Regions from separate parts of the Homo sapiens genome. Here region 1 is linked to region 2. Evidence: chromatin loops called from intact Hi-C (ENCODE). Cell type or tissue: ascending aorta. All regions are shown on one strand. Each heading gives the region's core, and the rest is flanking DNA. Links, peaks and the distances in the headings are about the cores only. Region 1 has its middle 73 kb from the start of MIR4675. Region 2 has its middle 140 kb from the start of MIR4675.

The links. Peaks named below come from ENCODE experiments on the same cell type or tissue, not always from the same donor. Only the 100,000 strongest peaks of a DNase experiment are listed, where the experiment ranks them.
Region 1: it touches region 2 in a loop (2.3-fold over the local background); 2 of 110 quality-filtered maps call a loop at or near these places.

What each region holds. Positions count from the first base shown.
Region 1 is chr10:20,617,257-20,633,168 of GRCh38, reverse strand. No RefSeq gene overlaps it. Among named protein-coding and RNA genes, the nearest start is that of MIR4675, 73 kb to the right of the region's middle. In ascending aorta, for the core only: no CTCF peak of the experiment used is centred there; a DNase peak (open chromatin) is centred at 8,308; H3K27ac peaks cover 882 bases.
Region 2 is chr10:20,407,453-20,423,364 of GRCh38, reverse strand. No RefSeq gene overlaps it. Among named protein-coding and RNA genes, the nearest start is that of MIR4675, 140 kb to the left of the region's middle. In ascending aorta, for the core only: no CTCF peak of the experiment used is centred there; a DNase peak (open chromatin) is centred at 7,484; H3K27ac peaks cover 1,723 bases.

The sequences.
Region 1 (15,912 bases), core at 4,038-12,037, 210 kb before region 2:
CTTGAAGTAGAATGTAAAATTAGATAATGATGCATGAACATAAAGAGGACATTTGAATCGTATCATTGAAAAATCCAACGTTATAACAGTAGAAAAATTAAGAGGATATTTGGGGGCCATTCCTTTCCTTTCAGGATTGACAATATCCACCTCCCTAGGCTCCCACCACTTACAGTCAACTCTTAAGTCTCCTTTTGGGTACCTAAAGTGATACTCTTATTTTAGAAAGATGATACCACTTCCTGCTGTCTTCGAGCTCTGCAGTGGGCAGCCATGCATCTGATGTTCTGGCCAGAAGTCAGCAAGGGGTCCTTCTAGCTATCTATTTTGAGGTGAAAGAGAAATAAACATTTCCAAATACTATCCCATGGGTCATCTCCCTAGCTCACAGGCCCATAAATATACTTAAAAGCATCCTGACAATAGAGACATAAATTTTGTTGAGACACATCTTGAATGGAAAACATTTTATATTTCTAAAGTGCCTCTTCGGACTTATCTATCTAAGAGTGAAAAAAATCTCACAAAAACAGATTTTCACAGCTAGGTATATCTTTGAAGCTACATGTGACATTATTACGTGGTCATAAGACATCTTCATACCTACCCACTCCACAACAAACTTGGGTATGTGTATGCACATGTATGTATGTGTATGTGTATGTGTGTATGCATTTTCTTTAATAAAGGTCTCAGACATTTTCTATTCTGAAGAAGGCCAGGTTTTTAACCTCTTACTGGAATCAACTTGTAAATTAAGCTTTGAGATTTTCAGAACCAATTAGTATGTACCAAGTAGTAGCTGATACATAGCAAAAGCTGAAATGCTCATTGAATGAATGAATGCATGAGCTCATGGGAATGTATTCTCCTTTGAGCACTCTAAGAGCTGTGAGTCTAGACCTGGATATTTCCACCTATTATTTATAGCTCTAGTGATCAGGAGAAATTTTTTACTCACAGGCATTTTCAGGAGGTTTTCTCAAGTCAAAGTCTTGGAATTACAGTCGCCATAAGTGAACACACTTCTAAATTCTTATGACTTCATTGTGGCCTTTAACATATATTGCAGTCACCTGGCGCATCCTTAAGGCTGCATTGTCATTGCGTAGTTAGACACTTTGCAGCATGACAGAGAATGTGTTGGATAATTGGTTGAAACTGTTAAATTATGAGGACAAGCATCCTGGGCCATACACACCATGTATAATGTGTTGAGTCATCCACAGATAATTGAAATCTGGACTATGTGTGCAGGTTTTATAGTGGCCATAATCTCTTGTTTTGACATTTGAGACAGGAAAATGCCTCCTGCATAATGAGAATTAGTAGTTACCAAAGCCTTATATGCAGAAAGGCAACATTTTGACTAAAAATGTACCTAAAAGTGTGAATAATTCAAAATCTGGCTTATTTTATTTTAGATAGCCTGTTACCCCAATTAATAGAATAAATATAAAAGAAAGCCAACAAACATCTTTCCTGCAATGCTAAAGAATAAATTAATTGTACCAGATATTTTAAAATACTTTGAGACAATTGTAGGGATAGATTAACACTAGGCTTATTAAGTTTGCATTGATTTATCATCACCTAAATATCCCTTTTCTTCCCCAAGATGCTGACAAAAACCACAGCTATACAACTGGGAGTATGAGAAGAGCAACTAATAGCACATCAACTACTGTTTCCTGACAGTTGTGTGTATGCCTCAGATAATTGGTTCAAGTTTCTTGCCTCATTGTAAGACAGCATCTCCTCAGAGATCTCAGGAAATATGCTCATTTTTCCCAAATTGCATTAAATCGCATAAAGATTTTTCCCTCTAAAGATTAGCTTCTAGGAGGAATGGTTAACTATCAGGAAGCTGTACATTAGCTAGTCCAGTTATTGCTGCTCAGAATAAAAGCAAAGAATGGAAATATGAAGCCAGCAGCCTTCACTGCAGATGAGCAGGGGCAGGGGATATGATTTAAAAGAAACCAGACTGGCTTCACTAACTTGAATAAGCCCAGCCCAAAGAAAGAAAGAAGCTGCTCCTAGACTGAGAGGCTGAGGGACAGGTGTCTGGCTAGTTGCACTAAACCTTATTGATCTGACAAAAAGGTTAAATTCCGGGACATTGGAGTGCCCTTAACTCAAAGGGCACTTTGTTCCTTCTATTTTGTTATCTGTCAATGATGTAAAATTAGCTCTTACTAGAACTTGATGTGTAACATTCAAATCAAAAGGAAGCTTGTAATTATTTTCAGAATTTATTCGGCAAAAATTCAACTTATATAGAATCAGTCAAGATATTTCAGGCAGTGGTGCAACTTCTGTAATGATTTGGCTGATTGGTTCTCTTCTCCACTTCAATTGGTTTGTCTGATCATACATCCAGTAAATTTCCAATATCTGCATTCATGCTACAATCTCCATGCAGCCTGTCTAAGGAGTAAATAGAGTGAGAGGTAAGTAAATGACTACTTAATGGATATCTTTGAGAACAGGAAATTAGGGATAGAGATATTTTAATGTATCTTCTACTTTTAAACAGTATTATTCCCTTCTTTTGCATAATAACAGGTTTGAATTCATATCCTTTTCTGTTCTTACAACAGGAACAACAGCTCATTGTTGTTTCGGTATGTTACTCATACTGAAAAATAACTTCACAGTGAAAAAGTTTTCAGGGTGGTCACAGTGACTCACACCTGTAATCCTAATTCTTTGAGAGGCCAAGGTGGGAGGATTGCTTCAGGCCAGGGGTTTGAGACCAGCCTGGGCAACACAGAAAGGTCCCCACCTCTGCAGAAAATAAAAATTAGTAGGGATGTTGGCACATGCCTGTAGTTCTAGCTACACAGGAGGCTGAGATAGGAAGATTGCTTGACCTCAGGAATTCAGCATTACAGTGAGCTATGATCATGCCACTGTACTCCAGCCTGGGTGACAGAGCAAGATCCTGTCTCAAAAAAAAAAAAAAAAAAAAAAAAGTTTTCAACACTCCCTTCACAAAAATTTGAAACATCCATCTAATTTTCTATTTTTGAAGTAGGTAATGCTAATATATCTTATTGGCAATATGATACTATATTGACATATTTACAACACAATATAATTACAAACCTAGAGAGAAAGTAGCATGCATACATCTTGCTTGAAAGAGAAGTCTACAACCTTCTGTGAATACTGCATACTAGAAAAGCAAATTACTATTTCCAAGAAATTTGCTTTCAAATTTGTTTCATCACAGGCATACTAAGAATATAGAAAATATCACAGTGCAGACATTTCAAGAAGTATCCTACCTAGTTGGAATGGAGGCAGCCAGAGATGATTAGAAATACAGGAAGAGAATATTTGAATTAGAAAGGACTCATGCTAAAGTGGATATAATTACAAAATATAAATTAATGTATAAAATATTATATGAACAAGAGTAAAATTCAGAGGTTAATGAAACCAATTCTAGATTTCCATGGAATCTTATGCCTTGGGGAGTGAGGGAGAAGATACCAATGGTGGAAGGGAAACGCCAAGCCAGAGTCTCTTGGCCTCAGCCCCTTCTTTCTTCTTTTATTAATAGTGGGTGCTACCTAATATTAGGTGAGATAATATCAGACCAAAGAGGAACTATTTCCTCTGAGAATATATAGGAAGTCAATAAAAGAAGTATGTCACATATTTAAGTTTGACAATGTTAGACCTATAAGCTGTAATCTCATTCTATTAGTGGGTTTTAACTTTCTTAAGGAATCTCACTTTTTTCTTATAAACACCTAATTTTGTCCAGGCCTTCTAATGCTCTGAAGAATGCTGACACAATATGGTTTATTCTGTCTGGATGTGTGTTATATCACGTTGCCCCCTACTGATCAAGAGACACTGGGATACGTGAGCCAATCACTAGGACACCCATCAGTGAAACAAGCAAGATGGCTTAGCCAGATATCCACTGCTAGCCTCTATACAAGAGGTCAAAATAGAAGTCTTTATGGCACTAACAATTTATTATTAAAGCAATGAACATCACAAATGTTTGGCAGGTGATACAATGAGTTATTTCTCTATTCATTTTCTTGAAGGTCAAAATTAATTTAAGAAGACAATCTTGTAAGGTGAGAATAGTTTCAAATTATATTGAATTCCCCTTGGATCAATTGAACAATTTCTCCTTGGAGGTAAGATTCCTCAATTGTGATCAATCTCTGTGGGTCAAATTCAAACTTAATGTTTTTGAATGTTTTTGATGGTTTTGAGAAAGTTTTTATTGCATTTCACCTCTGCCAATAAATAGGTGTTCAAGACACACTTCAATATATTGTATATGCTTCGTATCTACTCTGATTCATGGGTCTGCATATAATATTTGGCCTCTCCTTGCTTTTCAACATGCCGAGGTAAACCATAATTATCCCCACTCCTGTTTCATATTACCTTTTGGCATGTATACCTAAAACATCAACTCCTGTTGGAACAAACGTAAAGCAAAGTGCAAGACCAGGAAGGGAGTTTGTCAAAATATGTTGGACTCACATGTGGGTGAATTTATATGACACTATCAATTTGGAAATAATGGTTTCAATTCCCTTTTACTGCATATATCAAAACAATTTTTTATTAACTAATATGATATTTTGACTTTTGATTGCACTATGTTTTAGTAAAAAAAATCTAGGGGCAATGTATTCACTTGAGTATATCTGAGAGGCATATTGTTCAGTTGATTCCTCCTCTTAATCTCTTTCTCTCCTCATACTAAGGACTGTTTCCAATGCTGAAAGAATCTCCAGGTCCTAATCTAACCATCTCTTCCAGAACCTTGGACTCTTGCCTCCAGTTTTCTCTGTCTTGGTTTTTCTCATCTGTGGAATAGGGAGACAGGACTACATAAGTGTGAATATTTTTTTTTTTCTGACTCAGATATACCTAGAACTTTATCTTGTTGCATCTTTCATTTTTAAAGTAAGTTATGACAAAAGTTCAACAAATACGTCACCTGGGAGAGCTTTGTTCATTCAAATAAAAGTGTATTATATTTGTGATTTGCCAGGAAGGTCTAGTTCTATAGTTAAGAAATCAGTTTCCACAGCGTTTTTCCTCTCTGAATGGGAATTTTTAAAATCTTAAACAGATGTTCTGTGTGGTCCAAAATTAAGGAAATAACCAGCTGGCCAACAACAAAAAACCCCTGCTTATATTTGCCGTTTAAAAAATTCTTTCATGTTGCCTTGTATTCAGAAAATTGAGCATCTAAAAATGAATATATTTTTCTCTATGTAATCATGCAATCTGTGTATGTGTACCTTTTGTTCTTGATGATACACTGGAAAATAATGGTTTGTGGAAAAAGCCTATCTTTCTCTGGGGCATAAGCCTCAGTTCTGACACCTACCAGCTCTGAGACTTGATCACCATCTGTAAAATGGGAATATTAATGCCTATCACATGGGGTTGTAAGTAGGTAGCATTTGTTCTTATAATAACATGTAAACTAGCTCAGGCAAAGCCTCATATAAAATATACACTTCCAAATGTTATAGTCTGCCAATGAATTATCATATAAATGTGAAATACAGTATAGCAGAGTGAAAGGAGGGTTTTGGGGGGTGAATATTTAAAACTATAAGAAAACTTTCCTGAAATTAAAGAGGATTTGAACATATGTATGTAAATAGACATGCCACTTTTCAGGAAAAATGGACCCTGTAGACCCAACATGGGATATAGCCTAATAAAACTATTGAATTTAAATGCAATGGGCTTAAAAAGAAGGCAGGCAAAAGGATCACATCTCTCAGAAGAAGGAAACTAGATTGGCATCAGACTTCTTTATGGCATCGGTTAATGCTAAAACAGGATGCAACAATAGTTAAACAATGCTGAAGCAAGGACAGAGAAAGCCAAGGGTTTTATACTCAGGCAAGTTCAAAGTACAAAGACACTTGCTATATAATAATCTTGTACAAAGGCACTTGCTGTATAATAGCCTTGAATATATAAGAACCTATGAAATGTTTATTCCCATGAGTCCTTTTGGAATTAAATACTAAAGACAAATTTGAGCCAATTAAGAGATGATATCTAGGAATAAACTTAATGAGAAGTGGGCATGACCTATATGACAAAAATTTAAAACACTCCTTAAAAATTAAAAAAATAGACTTTAAAATATAAAGGCATATAAAAATTAAAAAAATAGACTTTAAAATATAAAGGCATACTATGTTCTTGGATGGGCTAATGCACATTATTCTTTTTAAATGTAACGTGATTTTAGTAAAAAGTATCAGTCTTTTTAACTAAGCAAGCTGATACTAAAGTTCATCTCAAAAATAACCAAGTAAGGATAACCAGGAAAACTATTTAAAATAAAAGCAATAAGGATATGTATCCCTAGAAGATAATTAAATACACTATTGCTTTAATAATATAGTGTCACTGCATGAAAAGGTAACAGACCAAAAGAACAGAGGAAAAGTCCATAAATACCAACACATTTTGGAACTTAGTATCTGATTAACGTGACAGCTCGAATAATTGAAGTAAATATAGATTCACCATACCCTAAAAATAGGATTGGGAGAACCATGTAGCTATCTGGAAAAAGATAAGATTGTATTCATACCTCAATCTATTGCATTAGAATTAAAGCACCACATTGAAACATGAGCTGATTCCTTTTTAACAAATGAAGTGAAGACTTTGCTACTAGTTATTTGGAATCCACTAGCCATTAAAAACAAATATATAAACAAAACCAAAAATAATCCTATATCAATAAAAACAAACCCAAACTTTAGAAAGAGGGAAAATAACCAAAAAACTTCTGCATGGCTATATGAATTTGAAAGACAAATGAGAAATTAGAAAAACATTTGCAACTCATTCTTCTCTAAGAGAACTAATCTCCCTAATATATAAACATTATTAGAAATAGAGAAGGAAAAGACTAATGAGGCAATAAAGCAGTAAAAAAAACCTGAGCAGATAGTTCACAGAAAAATACAAATGGCTTACAGGTAATTTGAGAATGCAAATTAAAATGACATATAAAGGCTACTTTTTTCACACCTCAGATTACCAAAACCCCAAAGTTTTACAACTCACACTTTTGACAGAGCTGTGAAGAAACAGGCACTCAGATATCCTGCTAGTGTACAGGGCAGTGCAAACATTATGGAAGACATCTATATAAATTACAAATGCATTTACCACTTGACCTAGCAATTCTACTTCTGGGAATTTATCCTATAAATAATTCTATATTTATAGAACGGCAAATATAAAAGATTATTCATTGCAGCAACATTTGTAATAACACAAGACTGGAAATTACCCAATTTGTCCAACAATAGGAGTCTGGTTAACTGTAGTGCATCCACATAATGAAATATTGTGCATCTATAAGGAAGAATGGAGAAGCTCTTCAGGATGTATTAATAAATGAAAACAGCAAGGTGCAAACGGTGTATACAGTATGTTATTTAAGAAAGTGGATAACTAGTTTATATGTTTGCAAAAACAGATTTGGAAAATGATATGGTTTAGCTCTGTGTCCTCACCCAAATCTCATCTTGAATTGTGCTCCCATGGTTCCCACCTGTTGTGGGAGGGACCTGGTGGGAGACGATTGAATCATGGGGGTGTTTTCTCCCATGCTATTCTCTTGGTAATGAGTGGGTCTCACAATATCTGATGGCTTTATAAGGGGAAATCCGTTACTCTTAGTTCTCATTCTCTCTTGCCACCACCACGTAAGAAGTGCCTTTCACCTTCCACCATGATGGTGAGGCCTCCCTAGCCACGTGGAACTGTAAGTCTATTAAACCTCTTTTTTAAGTTGCCGAATCTCTAGTGTGTCTTTATGAGCAGCTTGAAAATGGACTAATACAGAAAGGATATAAAAACAACTTATAAAAGTGATTACCTCTAGTAGGTGGGAGTAGAGGATAGGATGCATGCAGATAGAAATGAAGTGGATCTTCCCAATGCATGACATTCTGTGTGGATTTTATTTGTGAACTAGGTGAATCTATTTCTTAAAAATAAAATCAAATAATAAAATTTACCAGTGCATGCTTTAGGAGTCTGCTTTCTGTATTTCAGATGGTTCTGCGTGTGTGTGTGTGTATGTGTGAACATGGGTGTGTATGTAGATGTGTGTGTACATGGAGAAAACTTTTACAGGGTCGTCATTGCCGTCTTTTTCCTCAATTATTCAGTAAAATCTTCCACACCCCAAATGTCTTGGTGAGTGGCTATTTTGTGAGAAGGAAAGGATAGGGAGAAAGAAGCTTGAGGAAAATTCCACAGTTATGTCGACATGGCTGGAAGTCTGGCCAGCAAACACAAGACAGTGACGCATCCAGAAACTGAACTGATTCAGAAGTAGTGGGATTGGGAACCATGAAAATGTCTGCTCCCCATGAATTTGCAGAACTCTCCCAGATAGAATGGCATGGGCTTTCAGACAAATGTTATTTAGACTTTAAGAACTAAGTGTTCCCAGGTAACATGAGGGTTACAAAGCTCTGTTCTTAATTTCTAATTCTTTCAGAGTTTGTAAACCAAAATACCTAATTTTTAAAATGGATATGAAACAGAAGGAAAATAATATAGTTCTGAATATTAAATCCAGAAAAAAGAAAAAAGTAAAATTTAAATATATTAGTAGCAAATGTATTGTGATTTCTAAAACTCTGGAAGATTTTTTTTTATATATTAGTATTATTTGAAATATACTTAGGTTGTAATCAAATAGGTTAATTTCCCTCCCATATTTCACCCCTAAAACACTAACTCATGCCCATTCAAATGACAGATCCAAAATTAAAAAGTAAGTCAGTATCTAAGATAAAATATTTATTCATGTAGCTCTAAATCTATAATTACAAAATATTAAATTATTAAAAATGAAATAACTAAAAATAACCTAGTAGTGATAGGAATATCAGTATAAATTTTCCTTGTATCTCTGTTTTTTTGAGAAATAAATTGAAAATCTCAGTAGCAAAGTTCCTGATCCATAAACCATTCGGCAACCTCTCTGACGCTTCTGCTCCAAAGATCTTAATTATTTACACAGTTCCACTAGAAACTGCTTAAGGACACAGCATTGCAAAAGATACAAGTTGTCACTACTTAATAAATGTCCTTGCCCCAAACACTGAAAACATAAGTCTGTTTTACAAAGTTTTCTTGCTGAATATTCTTAATTTTAAATAATATCAAATTAAGATGATATACCAGCATATGGCTGTTAAATATGTTGCTCAAGGACTTTTTTCCATGAAAAGTTTTGTGAATTTTTTCCTGATGAACACAACTTGAGAGAGACCCAGATTGTAAAACAATCAAGTTGGTTGGAAACTTAGGATGGACTATCTTAAATTGCTATCAGCCTCTGCTGTTTCCAGGCTACTGTTCCCTGGAGATCATTAAGGAGTGATCCTGCTTCAAGAAGGGAAATGGATTAGAAAATCTCCTTAGGTTCATTCACCCTTACCTTTCATGATACTGAAAGCTCTGATTGTCTTTGGAATAGGGTTCAAGAGGACCAAGACAGGAACTACAGCAGGAAGTGCTTCTCTCTGACATTTTTAACTGGGAGGTGGGTGTTTACAAATGAAGACAGAGAAAGGAACAATCAGAAGCAAGCTTGGGACCTCTTAGACCCAGTTGTGTGGAGATCATTTTATTCGGGAACACACAATTTTAAAAGTCTTTTGAATCCTTAGGGCCAGCACAGGCCATTGCCTCCAGTAGCTACCCAAAAAAAAAAAAAAAAAAAAAAAGAAGAATCGTTCAGAGCCCACATTTAAGAGTGAGGCCAGGAAAAGCACCATGGAACTAAAGAGGTCACCAGAAACAGGCAAGGAATCGAAGAAAAAAAAATTGCAAAGAATGATTGTGTAGTTTCTCTAATTCAGACTTATGATTTTTCTGGTTGTGGCCTCCCTTAAAATCAAACAGAAAACCTACAACCGCATTCCAAGAACGCACATGAGAAGCTAACAAGAACTAAATAAACAATGTTCTGTTTGCTCAAATATTTAGCAAATAGCTCAGGGCTTACTTGCATAAACCACCGTGGAAATTCTAGCCAATTCTCAAAGATGTTTCTATGCTCTGCTAATAAAATAACTCATGTATGTACAATGGTGTACATTGTAATTATTTCCACATGGTTAGCACTTAGACAAAACCTGAGGGAAGAAGGTCAACATTTGATGAAACTTCATCACAAATCAACATTCACGACAGCACAGTCAAAACCCAAAATCCAACACAGGATAAAACCAACAGATACAATCAGCTGATATGTCAGTACATATTTTTTTTTTCCTCAGGCTTTTTTCTCCTTATCACTATTTTTTTTTTTCTGGTTATGACCTGCTTATAGAAGGATGATAAAATGACAGGAAATAACACATTGAAGTTTTGTAGATAAAATCTTACAAAGTGTTTAGGGGTGTTTTTGTCTTTAGCTGCAAACACATAGCAAATCCTCGACTGTGAGGCAACAATTTGTAGAGGGAGAAACCTCAAAGAGAAATCTTTCGGTAATGCATCTGGGTGATGGGACCAAATCCAAATGATTATGATTTGTGACTCTAATCTCAAGCAAAGCCTTGTTCTGGGATTATTTGTTCTTGTTTCCGTAATTCACTTACATAGTAGAATTTCTATATAAGGTAATAGCTGAATAGAAGAGAATAAAAACCTTTCTGATTTTACATAGTGCAGTTAATGACATTCAGAAAGAAGTCACGGGTCTTCATAAAAAGACTTAGCAATCTTTATGCCTAAAACTTAAAGTATATGTGTTTACAGTTTATAAAAAAGTAATGGTGTGGAATGTGTTAAGCTATCTCACGTTTTATTCTGGGGACCAAAGCTCAATCCATTGAATAGAACTTACTATTTATTAGAACAAAAATAAGTGGATTGGGATACGATTTCATTTTTTACTTTATACAGCTCAAGGATTAAAGTCAATATCTTCATATATCCTTCATTTATTCAGTAAGTATTTGTTGAGTGCCTATTAAGTCACAGGACTGTTCTAGGCATCAGAAATAGAGCAGTGGGCAGAACACAGTCTCAGCTTCATGGGGATTCTAGTTTGGAGAAAATAATAAATATATAATATGATGTTACCATATATTACGCATATTTCAAAGAAAAAGGCTAGAAGGGAAATACTGAGAGCAGGTAAAGAAACTCTTTTATGTAGGGTGATCAGGAAAGACTTGGAGGTTCCAATAGTTAAGATGAGACTTCAATGAAGGAAAGTGAGACTTTCCATGAGAAAGTCTGGAATTCGGAGGAAGAGTCAGAAGGAAAAATGAGTACAAAGATTCTCATGCAGGACTAAATTTGCCTTATTGAGGAACTTCTAGCAAGTCAATGTTGCTGGAGTGAAATGAAAAGTTGAGAGAGGAAAGAAATGTAGAGGGTAGGGCTGGGTACAGTGACTCAAATCTATAATTCCAGCACTTTGGGAAGTCAAGGCAGGATGATCGCTTGAGGCTAGGTCTTTGAGACCAGCCTGGGCAGCATAGCAAGACTCTGTTTCTACAAAAAAAAAAAAATATAAATACCATTAAATTTGAAGTTGTTACTGCATGGGTAGAGTCCAAATCAAGAAGAACCCTATAAAATCAGGTAAGAATTTGGACTCATTCTAAGTATGATGGGAATCACTGAAAAATGTTGAGAAGGGTGACATTATGTGATTAAGGATTTTACAAGTCTCTCTGGCCGTTTTGTGGAAGACAAACTGTATAGAGGAGAAGGATGACATGGGGAGGCCAAGCAGAAGGTTATTGTGCTAGTACTGGCCTTAGATGATGGTGATTTGTATTAGAGCTTAGCAGTGGAGTGAGAAGTGGTTTACTTCTCGATACATTTGGATATACTTCCTAGCCAGGAATACTAAGACTTTTCTGCTGGATTCAATAGGTGTAAAGGAGAGTGAGGAATTGAGAACGATTCCAAAGTACTTAGTTTGAGCCACTGGGAAATGGTTGAGCCAATTATTCATTCTTTTCTCAAGTATTTATTAAATATAATTTGTGCTGGAGGCAATAAAAGGTGCTTGGAAAATGTATTGAGCAAAATAGACAAAAATCTCTGGAAGAAAAGGGCAATAAAAATAAACATAAATAAATCTTAAAATATATTCCAAGGTTATACATGTGGTGAAAGAGAGACACCAACAGAGAAGGCTAAGAGGAGTGGGCAACAGAACAAGCTCCTTTATTTATTAGGGTGATCAGGGTGGTCCCACAGAATCTGAGCCAGGGTAAGGGGGCCAGTGTGTCTGCAGCTCAGTGAGCTAGAGGTAGTATAGGGTGGGTGATGGAGGAAGAGAAACCAGGAGGCATGATTGTTTAGGACCTTGAAGGCCACTGGGGGTTGTCATTCCTTCTAAATAAAATGTGGAGTCATTTTAGGGTTTGGAGCAGAGGAATTACATGGTCTGACTTATGCTCAAAAGTCTCACTCTGGCTGCTCCTCTAAGACCATATTGCAGGCAGCAGAGATCAAACAGGGAGACCTGCTCTGAGGCTATTGCAGTAATCCAGTTGAGAGCTAATGGCTCAGTGGAGAGTGACAGCAGTGAGATAACAAGTGACCAGATTCTAGATATATGTAAAGGTAGAACCCTCCTGATTTCCTGATAGATTAGGGAACCTTGATTTTTTGGCCTGAAAAACTAGAAGGATGATGTTGCCCTTGACTGAGATGGTGAAAAATCCTATTTGAATGTGAGGTGAGGGAGATTCAGTAGTTTAGTTTTGGACATTTTAGGTTTGAGATGTCTAGTAGAAGTGAAAGAATCATACTGGTGGTTGGATATTCAAGTCTGGAGCTCAGGAGAAAGTTTTGAGCTGGAGATACGCCTTCTTAGGTGGAGATATACACGTAATATTGAGAACCATGGGCAGTGAAAGAGACCACTTAGGGAGTGAATGGAGACAGAAAGTCAAAGACTGCGCCCTGGGGGTAATCCAACAGTAAGAAGCAGTGAAAAGAAGAACTAGCAAAGGAGGCCCTGAGGCCAGGGAAGAGCCAAGAGGATGTGTGCTCACCTAAGAGAATGTATTAAGGAAGGTGTGGCCCACTGTTGTAAATATTCTTGAGAGGCAAGTGCAATGAGTGAGAATTGATCACTGAATGTAGCAACATGAAGGTCATTAATGATTTTTGGGGAGCAGTTTTGGAGTTGCCATGGGGGAGAAAGTTTGGAAGAGAATAGTGATGGGGTGGAAAGGAAAAAGCTATTCACTAAAGTGAGGAACAGTGGGGGAAAGCAGATAGGGGCTGAGCATGAAGGGATCAACTAGAATTATTACATCTGTTGGGATTTATTTTCCTTATTGGCCACATAGAGCCAAGTTCTTAGGCAGATCTGAAGGAATGCTGCATCATTTATTTTCTCAGTGACTAGCATTTAATCACTTCATTTAAATATTTGTTGTTTTATTCAAAATCAATTTTGTACTTCCCTGTTTAAGCCTTCCGAAAATCCATCTTGCCAAAAGAAATATGAATCCTTTGTAGGGTTACTGTGGCTCAGAGACAAAAAGATTCCTTTTTTTTTTATTGAATTATTCGTGTTGCCCAGTCTGGCAATGCTCTGAATCTCATATTGTAATAAGTTAATATTTTATTGTACTGCAAACACAATAATGTGGTGTTTGGTGTTAACTATAAAAATAATTGGATTTTATATATACGTGCCTGTCCAAAGGCAAATGTGATTGTACAAAGACTTTGTAAATAACAGTACATTGCTCTGTGATGTTCCTTGAACAGTTGTTTTATATTTAGCTCTTATATTGTTGATCTTCTGTATTTCTATCTGGATTATAAATTCTTGAAAGGCAGAGTGTATATCACGCATATCTGTCATAGCAAAGAGACACGTGTGTATTGAATATTATGACTTTTCTGTTAAATGAATGTTCTCTTGCTTAAAAACTGGGAGTAGGCCGGGCGCAGTGGCTTACGCTGTAATCCCAGCACTTTGGGAGGCCAAGGCGGGTGGATCATGAGGTCAGGATATCGAGACCATCCTGGCTAACATGGTGAAACCCCGTCTCTACTAAAAATATGAAAAATTAGCCAGGCTTAGTGGCATGTGCCTGTAGTCCCAGCTGCTGGGGAGGCTGAGGCAGGAGAACCGCTTGAACCCGGGAGGCAGAGGTTGCAGTGAGCTGAAATCGCGCCACTGCACTCCAGCCTGGGTGACAGAGCAAGACTCCATCTCAAAATAAACAAACAAACAAACAAATAAAACAAAAACTGGGTAGTAACAAAGGCAGGATGTAACTAGAATGTCTTCTAATTTGTAGCTTAGCTTTTCATAGTGCCAGTCCTTAAACTAGATCAGTATTTTAGGGGCTCTTTCATCCTACCTGTCCTTCCTACTCTGTGTTAAGCATTTTGATCACTGAAGTCAAATAGACCCTTTGGGAAGTAGTACATTGTACATCTCTTTCTTCCTAATTGGAATCTACATTTTAGTGCAAGTGGTTGTATTTAATCATTTCTTTTATAAATAAAGGCATTTAATAGCCTTTGTAAGTCTTGCAATTGGTAAGTGATGACGGACATATAATTTGATCCTCAATTTGTTGCTTTCATTGCAAATTTCTTTGAAATGACCATTTTTCAATAGATTTTCATCTTTCCAAAATATTTATTAACAAATTTCTCCAAATAAATGCAATTTTAAACTATGGTCTTATAATTTCATATAGGCCTTATAACTTGAAAATTTGCCATTTGTTACTTTAAAGTTGAACTTCTTCTCATGTAAAAAATTTGCTGACTCTCTGATAATCTCCTCATATGAAGTATTTTAAAAAATAAATAGAGGAGACCAAGTAAATATTATGAACTACAGAGAATTAAACAGCTTAGTTACCCAACTAAATAGGTGCCTCTTGAAAGAAACATCTGAATGGGCAATTTCTATTTAGTGCTTCAGTTGAAGAACATCACAGAACATTCTCTCTGGAAAGTCTCCTTGCCTTAGCTAGTTTGCTTTCTCTTCCAGCGTAGAAACTGGCACATACTTCTTGAATCTATGCAAAGCAGCTACGTTTCTGTTTGGTTCTTAAGGGCCTGGTAAAGACTTAGGACACACACAGATCGGTACAAGCAAAAACTTAAGTTTGCAAATTGTGATGGAAACTTCATGGCAAAAATTCCCACCACAGTAATAAAGTAATAAAGGGCTCTCTGGCCTGATATTTTAGAGTCTATCATTTATGAAATACTCTTTCTTAAGTCCTGCCATATGTCTTTAGAGTACATGCTCTTTCTTCCTTCATCTTGTCAAAGAGGAGGACTAGCTTAAGTTTTATGATCTACATCGTTAGGTGTTGTGATGTTAAGACATTGCAGCCAAGTCTCTTTGTCAGTTTATTCCTTTTAAAACTTTATTTATATTTATAGAATCTGAAACAGAATAAGGGTCTTTGGAAACATAACATGGCTGTTATTCTAGTGGAATGTGCACTGCTGCAATCATCAGATATCATCGGGTGTCTGCTATGTGCCAGACGCATTGCAATGTATTAGACATAGAGGCAGAAAAGACACAGTTCTTTCCTTAACAGAATTAGAGGGTAGTGGCATCAGTTTATTTTTAAAATGGGATCAGATGAAAATTGTGATTAGATGATTGCACTTGGTCTTTTCTCTCCCCTTGCACACTGTGGAGTTGTGACTTCTACCCCATCTTGCACTGAATCTCAAGGGGAGGGTTCAATGACGGACAAATCTTCAGGCTCTTGTGCAGAATCAGAGAGAAAGGGGAAGTGGAGACGACAAAGGGGAACAAGGCCTGAGTGCTCTGGATGTTTCACAATGGATCGTGTGATTAGTGAACAATTTGAACATGAGAAT
Region 2 (15,912 bases), core at 4,165-12,164:
ACAAAAAAAAACTCTATCCAAAGTTTTGTAGAATTGATAAATAACTTTAGCAAAGTTTCAGGTACAAAATCAAGGTACCAAAAAGCATTTCTGTACACCAATACATCAAAGCTGAGAGCCAAAACAAGAATGCAATACCATTTACAATGGACACAAAAAAATAAAATACCTAGGAATACAGCTAATCAGGAAGGTGAACAGTGTCTAAAATGAGAATTACAAAACACTACTGAAAGAAATTAGAGATGACACAAGCAAATGGGAAAACATTCCATGCTCATAGTTTCGAAAAATCAATATTGTTAAAATAGCCCTACTCCACAAAGCAACTTATATACTCTATGCTAGTCCTATCCCACTACCAATAAAATTTTTCACAGAACTAAAAAAAAAAAAAAAAACCAAAAAACTATTCTAAAATTCACATGGAACCAAAAAACAGCCCAAATAGCTAAGCAATCTTAAGCAAAAAGAACGAAGCCAGAAGTATTGTACTACTCAATTTCAAATCATTCTATAAGGTTATAGTTACCAGAACACCATGGTATTTGTACAAAAACAGATACATGGTGCAATGAAACAGCACAGAGAACCCAAAAGTAATGCGGTGTACCTACAATCATCTGATATTCAACAAAGTCCACAATAAAAAGCAATTTGGAAATGACTCCCTATTCAATAAATGGTGCTGGAATAACTGGGTAGCCATATACAGTAGATTGAAATTAGACCTCTTCCTTTCACCATATACAAAAATCAACTCAAGATGATTTAAAACCTTACGTGAGAACCTAAAACTATAAAAACTGTAGGGATAAAACCGCTAGGAAACACCATTCTGGACATAGGTCCTGGCAAAGATTTCATGATGAAGATTCCAAAAGCCACTGCAGCAAAACCAAAAATTGACAAGTAGGACATAATTAAATTAAAGAGCTTCTGCACAAAAAGAAACTGTCAACAGAGTAAACAGACAACTTACAGAATGGGAGAAAATATTTGCAAACTATGCATCTGACAAAAGTCTAATATCCGAATCTATAAGAAACTTCAACAAATCAACAAACAAATAACAAAAAATCTCATTAAAAAATGGGCAAAGGATACGAACAGACACCTCTCAAAAGAAGCCAAAAAGCGTATGAAAAAACGTTCAAGACCACTAATCATTAGTGGAAGGCAAATCAAAACCACAGTGAGATAGCATCTCACACTGGTTAGAATGGCTGTTATTAAAAAGTGAAAAAAAAAATAACAGATGCTGGTGACATTGTGGAGAAAAGAAGTGCTTATACACTGCTAGTGGGAGTGTAAGTTAGTTTAGCCACTGTGGCTATAAATCAGTTTAGCCACTCTGGCTAAAGTAATTTGTTATTAATTTTGAGGTTTCTCTAAGAATTTAAAACAGAACTACCATTTTACTCAGCAATCCCATTACTGGGTATATACCCAAAGGAATATAAATCATTCTACCATAAAGACATATGCATCATGTATTTATTGCAGCATTATTCACAATAGAAGAGACATGGAATCAACCTAAAGGCCCTCATCAGCGGACTGGATAAAGGAAATGTGGTATGTATGCATCATGGAATACTATGTAGCCATAAAAAGAATGAGATCATGCCCTTTGCAGCAACAAGGATGCATCTGGAGGCCATTATCCTAAGGTAATTAACACAGGAAGAGAAAACCAAGTACTGCATATTCTCATAACACAAAGAGGGGAACAACAGACACCAGGCCCTACTTAACGGTAGAGGGTGGGAGGAGGGTGAGGATCAAAAAACTACCTCTCGGTTACTATGCTTATTACCTGTGTAATGAAGTAATTTGTATGCCAAACCATAGCAACGTGCACCTTAACCATATAATAAACCTGTGTGTGTATCACCTGAACTTAAAATAAAAGTTGGAAGGAAAAACAAATAATTAACTTAATTACTGGTTATCTTCTTGTTTTTTTTTTTATTATACTTTAAGTTCTAGGGTACATGTGCACAACATGCAGGTTTATTACATATGTATACATGTGCCATGTTAGTGTGCTGCACCCATTAATTCATCATTTACATCAGGTATATCTCCTAATGCTATCCCTCCTCACTCCCCCCACCCCATGACAGGCCCTGGTATGTGATGTTCCCCTTCCTGTGTCCAAGTGTTCTCATTGTTCAATTCCCACCTATGAGTGAGAACATGCAGTGTTTGGTTTTCTGTCCTTGCAATAGTTTGCTGAGAATGATGGTTTCCAGTTTCATCCCTGTCCCTACAAAGGACATGAACTCATCCTTTTTTATGGCTGCATAGTATTCCATGGTGTATATGTGCCACATTTTCTTAATCCAGTCTATCATTGATGGACATTTGGGTTGGTTCCAAGTCTTTGCTATTGTGAATAGTGCCGCAATAAACATACGTGTGCATGTGTCCTTATAGCAGCATGATTTATAATCCTTTGGGTATATACCCAGTAATGGGATGGCTGGGTCAAATGGTATTTCTAGTTCTAGATCCTTGAGGAATCGCCACACTGTCTTCCACAAGGGTTGAACTAGTTTACAGTCCCACCAACAGTGTAAAAGTGTTCCTTTTTCTCTACATACTCTCCAGCACCTGTTGTTTCCTGACTTTTCAATGATTGCCATTCTAACAGGTGTGAGATGGTATCTCATTGTGGTTTTGATTTGCATTTCTCTGATGGCCAGTGATGATGAGCATTTTTTCATGTGTCTGTTGGCTGCATAAATGTCTTCTTTTCAGAATTGTCTGTTCATATCCTTCACCCACTTTTTGATGGAGTTGTTTTTTTTTTCTTGTAAGTTTGTTTGAGTTCTTTGTAGATTCCGGATATTAGCCCTTTGTCAGATGAGTATATTGCAAAAATTTTCTCCCATTCTATAGGTTGGCTGTTCACTCTGATGGTAGTTTCTTTTGCTGTGCAGAAGCCCTTTAGTTTAATTAGATCCCATTTGTCAATTTTGGCTTTTGTTGCCATTGCTTTTAAAACCCTATTGTCTCAGCCCAAAATCTCCTTAAGCTGATAAGCAACTTCAGCAAAGTCTCAGGATACAAAATCAATGTGCAAAAATCACAAGCATTCTTATATACCAATAACAGACAAACAGAGAGCCAAATCATCAGTGAACTCCCATTCACAATTGCTTCAAAGAGAATAAAACACCCAGGAATCCAACTTACAAGGGATGTGAAGGACCTCTTCAAGGAGAACTACAAACCACTGCTCAACGACATAAAAGAGGATACAAACAAATGGAAGAACATTCCATGCTCATGGATAGGAAGAATCAATATCGTGAAAATGGCCATAGTGCCCAAGGTAATTTATAGATTCAACGCCATCCCCATCAAGCTACCAATGACTTTCTTCACAGAATTGGAAAAAACTACTTTAAAGTTCATATGGAACCAAAAAAGAACCCACATTGCCAAGACAATCCTAAGCCAAAAGAACAAAATTGGAGGCATCACACTACCTGACTTCAAACTATACTACAAGGCTATAGTAACCAAAACAGCATGGTACTGGTACCAAAACAGAGATATAGACCAATGGAACAGAACAGAGCCCTCAGAAATAATACCACACATCTACAACCGTCTCATCTTTGACAAATCTGGCAAAAACAAGAAATGGGGAAAGGATTCTCTATTTAATAAGTGGTGCTGGGAAAACTGGCTAGCCATATGTCATATGTAGAAAGCTGAAACTGGATCCCTTCCTTACACCTTATACAAAAATTAATTCAAGATGGATTAAAGACTTACATGTTAGACCTAAAACCATAAAACCCTAGAAGAAAACCTAGGCAATACCATTCAGGCCATAGGCATGGTCAAGGAATTCATGTCTATTGTTGAGTTTTAAGAGTTCTTTGTATATTGTGAATACAATTCCTTTATGTGGTATGTGTTTTACAAATATTTTTTCCAAGTCTGCGACATGTCTTCATTCTCTTAACTATGTCTTTCATAAAGCAGAAATGCTCAATTCTAATGAAGTCTTACATATCACTTTATTCTTTCATGGATATTGCTTTTGGTGTTGTAGCTAAAAAATCATAACTAAAGCCAGGTAAGCTAGATTTTGTGTTTTCTTTCAGTAGTTTTATAGTTTTAAACTTTACACTTAGATCTATGATCTGTTTTGGTTGAATATTTTGGAAGGTAAAAGGTCATGTCTATATTCATCTTTTTTTGCATGTAGGTGCCAAGTTGTGTCAACACTATATCCTGTAAAGATGATCCTTTCTTCATTGAATTGCCTTTGCTCCTCTGTCAAAGCTTACTTGACTATATTCATCTGGGTCCATTTCTGGGCTTTCTATTCTATTCCACTGATTTATTTCTCTATTCTTTTGCTGATACTGCAGTGTCTTGATTAGTTTTATACCAACTATCGAAGTTGGGTAGTGTCAGCCCTCTGGCTTTGTTGATCTTCTTAAATACTGTGTTGAAACACTATGTTGGCTATTTTAAATCTTTTGTCTTCCCTATCAACTTACAATCCGTTTATTGATATCTGCAAATTAACATGCCGTGATTTTAATTGGTTAACTCTCTTTTAAAAATGTTTTATTTTCTGATCCTTGTGATTCAATTGTCTTCTTTTTATTTATACAGGCATAGTAAGTTACAGACTTTTAGATTTTTTCTTTAGTTGCTCCACTGAAATAAAAAATAAACATACCTACATACATCCTTTTCTAAAATATTTGCAACTCATTTTGAAGGGGCTTGAGCTTTTCATAGTTCTACTAATGAATTTTGAAAGCTCCTTCTTACCTTTTTCAAGCTGATCATGAAAGCTTTGCAGGCATGATTCATTTGTTTCAAAGAGCTGAGGAATGTGTAAACTTGACAAGGGTCAGAAATAGCTGCTTATCAATGTGAGATTATACCAATGAATTTCCTCTATGATGTTATCTCGCTAAGCCATTTATGTTGAAAAATTTCTCAGTCCAAGATTTCTCTCTGCCTATATTGTCCCTGTAACCCTCTATGGAGCACGACCATAGGTCTCTTACACATAGATAAATGTGGACGTTTTAAGCCCCCACAGGCATTGTTGACACCGCAGGATGCCTTTTTCAGAGTGCCCTGCTTGCTTGCATAAAGAGATTCAGGTGGAGCTGTAGTCAGTAAAATATTCACTAAAAAAGTATTTTAAATTAAAACTACAAGCCTTGTATGAAGCCTTATATCAGAGATGTATTCAGAGCATAGCATGAAGTGGCACTCACAAATCTTGCAGACTGTGTGTGATGGCAAAATAAAACATATCCTTTAAAAATAAAACTCTCGTTAAGTCAGTATCTGCATATCCCCTGTGTGTGTGTGCGTGTGTGTGTGTGTGTGTGTGTGTGCATGCTTGCATAAGCACATGTAGGTACTCCTTTTTTTTTTTTTTTTTTTTTGAGACAGGGTCTCGCTCTGTTGCCTAGGCTGGAGTATAGTGCTATGACAATAGCTCACTGCAGCCTGGACCTCCTGAGCTGCAGTGATCCTACTGTCTCAGCCTTCTGAGTAGCTGGGATTACAGGTGTGAGCCACTGTAATATTTTAATAGCTAATATTTTAAAATTTTTGTTTTGTAGAAATGGGTCTCATCATGTTGCCCAGGCTAGTCTCCTGGGCTCAAGCAATCCTCCCACCTGGACCTCCCAAAGTGCTGAGATTACAGACATGAGCCACCACACCCAGCCATACGTGGACACTCTAAAAACTCCCAACTGCCAAGGGCAGAGACCTTATAGTTCCTGTTCATCATATACAAATGAATGAATGAGTGGCTCATGTATGAATGAATGATTACCTGAAGGAAGAGATCTATACACTTTTCTATTTTAATTCTGAAGCCAATATTGGAGAAATACTGGCTTTCTCTATTATTCTGTGAGTCTTTTCAAAGCAAGGACTGTGCTGTCCCACTCTATATACCTCCAGCTCCTAGCACAGTGCCCAAAGCATAGCACCCAATAAACCTTTTCAACATTAATAAATAAATAAACTGAGGTATCTTGGTCAGTTTGGGCTACTATAACATAATGCCATAGACTGAGTGGCTTATAAGCAACAGAAATTTCTTCTTCACAGTTCAGGATGCTGGGAAGTCCAAGATGAAGGGGTTGCTGGAAGATTTAGTGTCTGGTGAAGGCCCACTTCCTGGTTCCTAGAGAGCTGTCTTTTCACTGTGTCCTCATGTGGCAGAAGGGGTGAGAGAACTCTGGAGTCTCATTTAAAAGGGCACTAATCCCATTTGTGAGATCTCCACCCTCATGATCTAATTGCCTCCCAAGAGCCCCATTTCCTAGTACCATTACATTGGTGATTAAATTTCAACATATGAATGGGGGGGTGGGGCATAAACATTTAGTTTATTGCATGAGGCGGGGGTGGCCTCAAAGGGAAACTGATTTATCTCTCACTGCTGAAAAACTAATAAGCAGGCTGGGCATGGTGGCCCATGCCTGTAATCCCAACACTTTGGGAGGCCTGGGTGGGGGATCACTTGAGGTCAGGAATTTAAGACCAGCCTCACCAACATGGTGAAAGCCTGTCTCTACTAAAAACATAAAAAATTAGCCAGGCTTGGTGGGAGGCACCTGTAATCCCAGCAACTCGGGAGGCTGAGACACAAGAATTGCTTGAACCCGGGAGGTGGAGGTTGCAGTTAGCCGAGATCCCACCACTGTACTCCAGCCTGGGCAACAGGGCAATACTCCATCTCAACGACAGCAACAACAAAACAAAAAAACCCTAATAAGCAGCTAAAAAAGTGAAAACCTAAAGGAGCACAGGAAGAAAGATACATTCCTAAAATGTCTTATGCATGTATATGGGTGCATTTATCTTGCTTTCACTGGCCCTCAGTGTAAATGAAACATTGGAAAAGGCCTCTTTTAAATGGTATAGTTTATGCTACTGAAATAAGAGAAGCAGAAGCAGAAAGATATTTGGGGTTCAGTGGATGTGAGATAGAAAAGAGAAATGAAGTCAACAAGAGGATACCTTTATTAAATTACGGTATGAATATTGAAATTGTACCACAGTCAAGCTAATTTTAGGATGTTTTCTTTGAAGCAGATCTAATCCTGGGGAAAGGGCCAAAGAATAGGGAGCTGAGAGGAATTATACGCCAGTGAACCGAAATAAACCAAATAAGGCTTTACAGTCTTACCATGGTCCGTGGACATAGTAATGTGAGTGGCAGTATCTGGTAATACAACCTGGTGAAAAGATTTTAAACATTCCATAAGGTGATTATGTAATGGTCAGCTTTCTGCAAATATCCCTAACTTTTTGCTGAATTTCATCTCGGAGGTTTGAAGACCCCTTTTAACTTTAGTAAAACCTTATTAGTCAAATGACAAAACATCTTCCTTCTAATAGCCATAGCTATGAGTAACTCTACATTTCCACCAACTGGAATCTTGGCATAACATCAGCCAGGCTGTTGCTGTTAGACCAAGGCTAAAACAAACAAAAGTGAGTTCTGAGAACATTTGGAGAGATGTATTTGAAGGTATAAAGCACAATGTTGCCAATAAGCTGTTATCTAAGATGACTAAGGGAATTTTTTTTTTTTTTTTTTTTTTTTTTTAGATGGAGCCTCACTCAGTCACCCATGCTGGAGTGCAGTGGCACGATCTTGGCTCACTGCAACCTCTCCCGGTTTCCAGTGATTCTCGTGCCTCAGCCTCCCAAGTAGCTGGGATTACAGGTGAACGCCACCACACCAAGCTAATTTTTGTATTTTTTAGTAGAGATGGGGTTTCACCATATTGGCCAGGCTGGTCTTGAACCTCCTGACCACAGGTGATCTGCCCGCCTTGGCCTCCCATAGTGCTAGGATTACAGGCATGAGCCACCGCGCCCGGCCGACTAAGGGAACTTTTTAAGGATTCATTGTGTTTAGGGCTTTTCCTTTGCACAGTAATTGCCAAATCTTATTAGAAATAAGTATATCCCAGGGATATGACTGAGCCTTGAGGCACTGTGTCTTTGTAACCACTTAGTACTCTCTTTGGGATTATCTCCACTGCCTCTATTACCATATTTAACCCTTCTTTTCTATTACTGTCCAAATGATAATTTTTCTCTTATCATTCCTCTTATACTACTGGCAGTATCATTATGTTGCAATGGTACTTTATCCACAGAGATCATTTAAGTTAACTTTAAAGTCCAGTTGTTAAGTAGTGTAGAGAATGTTGATATATTTTCTTTTTTTTAGGTTTAGGGCTGGATATTCACATGTTTCTTTTTATTTTATTTTATTTTATTTTAACTTCCAGGATACATGTGCAGGACATGCAGGTTTGTTACATAGGTAAATGTGTGCCATGGTGGTTTGCTGCATGTATCTACCTATCACCTAGGTATCAAGCCCAGGATGCATTAACTATTTATCCTGATGCTGTCCCTCCTCCCGTGCATCCCCTACCCCACCAGTAGGCCCCATTGTGTGTTGTTCCGCTCCCTGTGTCCATACGTTCTCATTGTTCAGCTCCCACTTATAATTGAGAAAAATGTGGTGTTTGATTTTCTGTACCTGCATTAATTTGCTGAAGATAATGGCTTCAGCTCCATCATGTCCCTGCAGAGGACATGATCTTTTTCCTTTTTATGGCTGCATAGTATTCCATGGTGTATATGGACCACATTTTCTTTATCCAGTCTATCATTGATGGGCATTTGGGTTGATTCCATGTCTTCCCTATTGAATATATCAATGAACATATGTTTGCATGTGTCTTAATAATAGAATGATTCATATTCCTTTGGGTATATACCCAGTAATGGGATATCTGGGTCAAATGGTATTTCTGGTTCTAGATCTTTGAGGAATTGCCACACTGTCTTCCACAATGGTTGAACTAACTTACATCTCTACCAGCAGTGTAAAAGCATTTCTATTTCTCTGCAGCCATGCCAGCATCTGTGGTTTCTTGACTTTTTAATAATCACCCTTCTTATTGGTGTGAGATGGTATTTCACTGTGGTTTTGATTTGCATTTCTCTAATGATGAGTGGTATTGAGCTTTTTAAAAGTATGTTTATTGGCCACATAAATGTCTTCTTTTGAGAAGTGTCTGTTCATGTCCTTTGTCCACTTTTTAAAGGGGATTTTTTTTTCCTTGTAAATTTGTTTAAGTTCATAGATTCTGGATATTAGACCTTTGTCAGATGGATAGATTGCAAAAATTCCCATTCTGTAGGTTGTCCATTCTCTCTGATGATAGTTTCTTTCACTGCACAGAAGCTCTTTAGTATAATTAGATCTGATTTATTTTAAAATTTCTGTATGACTGAAGATTATTTGTCACCATCATTTGTTGAATCCATTCAACTGTATTGTTCGATATGAACAAATACATAATGTTATTTGCCTTTAATGCTTCCCAGTTATTAAACCATAAAAAAGGAGATTACACTATGAAATCATACGAATTAATGTTTTCCTTAGAGAGACGCTTTATCTTAATTAAAATCAGATATTTTTATATCTGCAGATAATGCATTTACTTCCAATTTTGAATAGATTCTGTGAAATCAGTATTAATATGGGCTTAAATGCTTCGCCTACTTTAGCTTTGCCTAGCTATCAATTTCCATCTTTCCACAGTCTGTTCACTAAGCATAGATTTTTGGAATTCTAATACAAAAGAAATTATATCCATAGAATTTGGGGATTTGGATATCAGAACGTATGAAGTTGCAATATGTAATACAGTTGTTATCTTTCATGTTATGCCTGATAATGTTTCTTTAATTCTCCCTTACCTATTTTCTATATATTTTCTATTTCCTCCTATATGTTGCTCACTTAAAATTCTTTCTTTGCTTAGAATTCTAATGAATATCTATCTTTTTTTGAGGAATCTATAATTTTAGTATAGAAACTTGTTTATTTCATTAAATTATAGAAATTATTTATATTTAAATTTACCTTGTTAATATATTTCCTTATGTATTATATTCTATATCATAATTTCTGCTTCTTAAGAGTTTGTTGGGCCGGGCATGGTGGCTCACATCTGTAATCTCAGCACTTTGGGAGGCTGAAGTAGGTGGATCAGCTAAGGTCAGGAGTTTGAGACCAGCCTGATCAACATGGAGAAACCCTGTCCCTGCTAAAAAAACAAAATCAGCTGGGTGTGGTAGCACATGCCTGTAATCCCAGCTACTCGGGAGGCTGAGGCAAGAGAATTGCTTGAACCCGGGAGGCAGTGGTTGCAGTGAACTGAGATCATGCCGTTGCACTCCAGCCTGGGTAACATGAGCGAAACTCCATCTCAAAAAAAAAAAAAAAAAAAAAGAGTTTGTTGGAACACTTCGGTAGACTGTAGCAATATTCCTAAACAGCCAGCCAACATTTCACATCTTTTTCCAGCTAGAAAATTACCTATGAAAGACTGCAATGCTTGAGATAAATCTCTGCACTAGTAGCTATTTCATTTCAAAGTCCAAGCAGCTCAAATGTCCACAGAAAAGTGATGGAGCTCTTCAGCTATAGAAACCCAAGGTAAATCCCTTGACCTTTTCAAAGTATAGTAATTGTCATTCCTTTTGGTAAGAAGTTCTTGAAAGTAGAAAACAACTTTCAGTCCTTATGTGCAAAGTTTATTGAAACAAAGAGTAATTTTTTTCTTTCATTGAAGGTGTGTCTCTGTATTTGGGTGACCTTATTTGGCTGATACATGGTCCTTCAAATGTGTAGTTTGATTTTATGAATTCAGTGTAGGGCCTGCATACTGAATGAGCCAGGCAAAGATAAAAGCAGTTTCTGAGTGGAAATGTGGCATTTTTTTTTTTAGTGCATAGAAATGTAGACTTTCAATGTCACTCTCAGAATATCTCCAGAAGACACACAAGTGTTATGATTGATGGGTTCAATGATAGTTGCTTAACTGTGCTCCTCAAAGTGTGGTCCTCAGACCACCAGCCTCAGCATGTCCTGGGAGCTTGTTATAAATGCATAATTTCGAGCCCTACACCAGACCTACTGAATCAGAATTTACTCATTACCAAGATCATTGGGTTATTTATATGCACATGAAATTTTGGCTTAATCAACTTCTTGATTCAAAAGACAAAAATTCAGGCAAATCCAAGGGCAGACTTTGTGTAGGGTTAAACAAGTAATTCAAAAAGATAACAAAAGCTACAATTTGTTAGCAAAACCCAATCTGTTTAAATGTTTAAACTCATGTGTAAGAGAAAATAGGAAATTGTGATTATGCATAGGAAGAATTCTCAGAAGCAAGTCCAATTTAAGAAGGCACTTATTGGTCCATCCAATGCCAGGACATTCAGATGAAAAAGGAAAGAACCTAGCAAGCCATGCAGAAGTCCCAATTTATTTGTAGCACTTCAAGAACATCTTGAAGATTTTATTTTAAAATAATACATTTTCATCACAACCTTTGGCCTCCAATGGATGTAGCTTAAACTAAGCCCATCACTCTTTTATACAACCCTCCAAAGGGCACATAATTTACATATCAACTTCTATACGTACCAGGCACGGGGAAAGAAATGGGACTCTTTTCCCATGTTACTGTAGGTTTTCCATCACTTCAGTATTTGGCCTGTGAATAGGCAGTGTGCCCATATGATCCAGGTTTTAAACTATCAAATGATAGATCTCATGGTGGTGCTTTCTGATACAACACTTCAATGGAAGCATATTTTTTACCCATATGCTTTTTTTTTTTTTTACCAATGCATTCTTTCTAGACATATTTCAAAATTGCACCTAGAGAAGAGAGACGTGGATTTTACTTTATGATTTTCTTACCAGAGGGAAGAATGAATTTTGATCCTAGTTACATAATTGGAGGTACCTAGTGCATCTGTTCCTAAGAAGATAAAGGGCAATCATTTCTGAAGCAAATTCAATCAATCATTATTTTATCCCTAAGTCACTGGAGTCTTCTGTGTATCCTTCTTGCTCCAGTACAACATTGTAGAATGAAAGGTGACTTCCTGATAATAAACAATTATCTGCATTTTACTAATCTCATTTGTTTATTAACCTAATACAATCCTGGCTTGTAAAACAGGGGAATTGTTTTAGATGTGATTATTGAAATTTTCATGAAACCAGGTGAATCCTGATCCAAATTCTGTATAAACTTATCTTTTTCTTAATCTGTTTTTGTCAAAGGCAATGGTCACTACAAATTAGCCCAACTTTTACTGAGAATGCACTTCTTCAACTTGGATTTAGCTTTAATTTTGAAAAACAGGAGAAAAAAAGAAATTAGAAATGGTGAAATCTACAGTCCAACTCATTTTATAGAAAAGCCAAATTATGAAATAATTGTATAAATGTTATGATTATGAGAGTAATGCTTTAATCATAAATACAGATTAAAAGATTCATCAATGATTTCCTTTCCAGAAAAAAAATACTTCTTTTCTAGCATTTAAGAGTGTGATAATATCATGTACATATTTTGAGGATCTGTATGATTTCAGAATATTCTCATTTTTTTTCTCTAAAATGGATAGATTTTCTTAAGTGTTCTTTTGGAGTAAAGAAGAACGTTGTTTAGTAGCTTTCTGTAGAGCCATTTGAAATCTATGGCCGGGCGGGCTGCAAGGCTCTGGAGGAGAAAGCTTTCCAAGTATGTATTCTGCTTAATTTCTCTTTAACTTACAAATGACAACCTAGGTTGCAGTCAGGTCTCCCCTCTGGAGTTGGCCTTAAACATAAGAGCATAAGAATCAGAAGAGTAGGTCATACTTATTGTCCTTATTCAGTCTAGCATTCTAAAACTGACTATCAAGAGATGTAATTCTGGAAGATACGTTTGACTGCATGAGCATCTCCTTTAAAGGTAAGGAAAATCCTAAATCTACTAATTGTCTTCTTCTCACATCATGAACTTGTCAAGTTGTGAGTTTATTTCAATTGCTTTTTCTCTTCATGTTTAAACTCTATAACAACTAGTCCACCTTGCACTATGAAGTTCTATCCCAAATAATTATCTTAAAACTTTCCTCACTAATGACTGAAGAGATTTCCTCCTTGTTCTAGTATTCCAGAATGTGATGAGCTGGCCATACGTCTCCCTAGTTTCTGCTTTTACAATTCTAATAACATCAAAAATACCCTCACTCTGTCTTTACCTTTGCAACTAAATTTCAAAACTTTTACATTTGTCTTCATGGATACCCCCCTCCACACCTCTGATCATTTTACTTGTCCTTTGCTGGACTTTTTCCAGGTCAATTATGCTTTATCCATTACAAACTGATCTATTAGATCTTTGTTAGTTAACAGAAAAAGGAGGGAAAGCTGGCAGGAGGATGATTTGAGCCCAGGAGTTCAAGACCAGCCTGGGCAACATAGTAAGACCTCCATCGCTACAGAATTTTTTTTTTTTTTAATTAGCCAGGCAAAGTGGCATATGCTTGTATTCCTAGCTACCAAGGAAGCTGAGGCAGGCGGATAACTTGAGCCCAGAAATTTGAGGGTGCAGTGAGCCGTGGTCACACCACTGCACTCGAGAGCCTGACCCTGTCTGAAAAAGAAAGAAGGAAGGAGGGAGGAAGGAAGGAAGGGAGGGAGGGAAGGAGGGAAGGAAGGAAGGAAGGAAGGAAGGAAGGAAGGAAGGAAGGAAGGAAGGAAGGAAAAGAGAGAGAGGGAAAGAGCGTGACAGAGAAAGAAAGAAAGGAAGAAAGAGAAAGGAAGGAAGGAAGGAAAAGGAGAAAAATGAGGGAGAGCTTGGAAGTAAATAGGCCCATGGTTAATTTGGATCAGTCAGTATTATATCTACTAAGCTTTACAAGTTTGGCATTGTTTGAGTATTCTGGTATGTTTTAAATTCTCTTTTAGTTGAATGACATTTTCACATTATTTCACACTAGCATTTCCACAGTTAGGTACCTCATGCTTTACCACCTGGTAATAACTTGTAAGTTGTTGATGTTGAGAATAACATTTGATAAAAGCTCAATGATTGCTTTTGGTGTTCTTCCAGTTAATATGAATGTGTTTTTCAGATTTCTCTTGTGAAATTTTTTAGGCATACTTTAACCAAAAATTTTTCACAGTCATATCATGGTATTGTTCATGTCCACATAAAATGTGAATGTAGACTTTGTTTTTCTTTAAAAAATTATTTCTCAATAAGTTGACATTTCCCAATATGTCAATGGACTTTGTGACCTTGTGAGACTGCAAGATTATATTCATTCTATAATCCCATAATTTCAAACATCTAACATCTAATTCAGTGTATGTTCTAAGTATGACTGTTCTAAAATGATGATTAGGTTAGGAGATATTATTGTGGTCTGTTCCCAAACAGTCATCATATCTTATGCCATTGTTTTTGTTTGTTTGTTTGTTTAAATCATATGAGCCCACCATAACAATTGTGATGTGGGAAAAATTTATTTAGTTATTTATACTTGGTCATATTTTATGGAACATAATAGCTATATTTAAACCCATTCTTTAGGATGGATTGTACTATTTGCATTAGTTCACTAGCCTTTTCAACGCTCAATGATATGTTTTCATCATTTTTATTATAGTTGTTCATTCACAAAGCATGGTTTCATCCATGGTTTCCTTCCTTGAAGGATTTATTGGCCTAGGTAAGCTTGGAGTTTTCCCCAGATGCTCTCCACAACATTACTTAAAATATATTTAGAATAGAAGTGGTCTTAGAGCCCAATCTCTAAGGTAACCCATGGTTTATATTTTTTTCTTGCAAAGATGTGACCCTTCATATCCTACACATTTTATTACTTGTGCTTCCTTTTTCCCTTGGGAGGTGGATTTGGGGGAGTGCAGGGAATATGTCTTATTTTGTATTTTCCATAGTTCCTAACTAAGCACATCATAAATATTCATTGAATGGAATGTCAGTTTTCTATAATGGTAAAACAGTTTGCTCCTATTTCCAATCCTATGGTGATTTAATTAAAACATAATAGCTTTGGTGTAAAATTTCCTCCAAGACATTTTGGAAGCTTAAACCAGCCATATTCTCAGTGTCTGTTTTCCCACGTAAATATGTATCATCTCAAAGAAGTCTATTCAATTAGTCAGGCATGATTTATGCTTAGGAAAACCACATAACCTTTTCTCAAATAGATTACGTTAGTGAAAGCGTTCAGTGACTCTGCCCTTTATTTTATATACATGCAATTTTTACCAGCCAGTCTTTATTGATGCTGGGCACTGAGAGGCCTATCATGGGATGCCTCTCCTTAAAGCATGTACAAAATTGCAAGGCATTCAGAATGCATGTGCACCTGACTGCAAAGTGCAACCAGGCACACGTTCTCTCCTTTGAAAGGCATACGAAAGTCAGTTAAGCACAGTAGCCAAAGGGTTTCCACAAAAGATGTAAACAACCCAAATGTCCATCACCAGATGAGTGGATAAACAAATGGGGTATATACATGAAATGGAATATTATTCAGCCATAGAAAGGAATGAAATTCTGGCACATGCTACAGCACAGATGAACCCAGAAAACATTATGCTAAGTGAGATAAGTCAGACATGAAATGACAAATATTGTATGATTCCATTTACATGAAGTACCCACAATAGGCAAATTCATAGAGCTAAATAGTACATGAAAGGATACCAGGGGCTTATGGGAAGAGGAAATAGGGAGTTACTGCTTAATGGTTACAGAGTTTCTGTTTAGAGTGATGAAACTTTGGAAATAGTGGTGATGGTTGCACAACACTGTGAATATAATTAATGCCACTGAATTGTATATTTTAAAATAGTAAAAATGGAAAATAACATTCCACAAGTCTTATTGAATAATGATGTAATGTATCAAAAACCATCATTGTGCATTTTAAATGTGCAAATTGCACAATATATGAGTTACATCTCCATAAAGC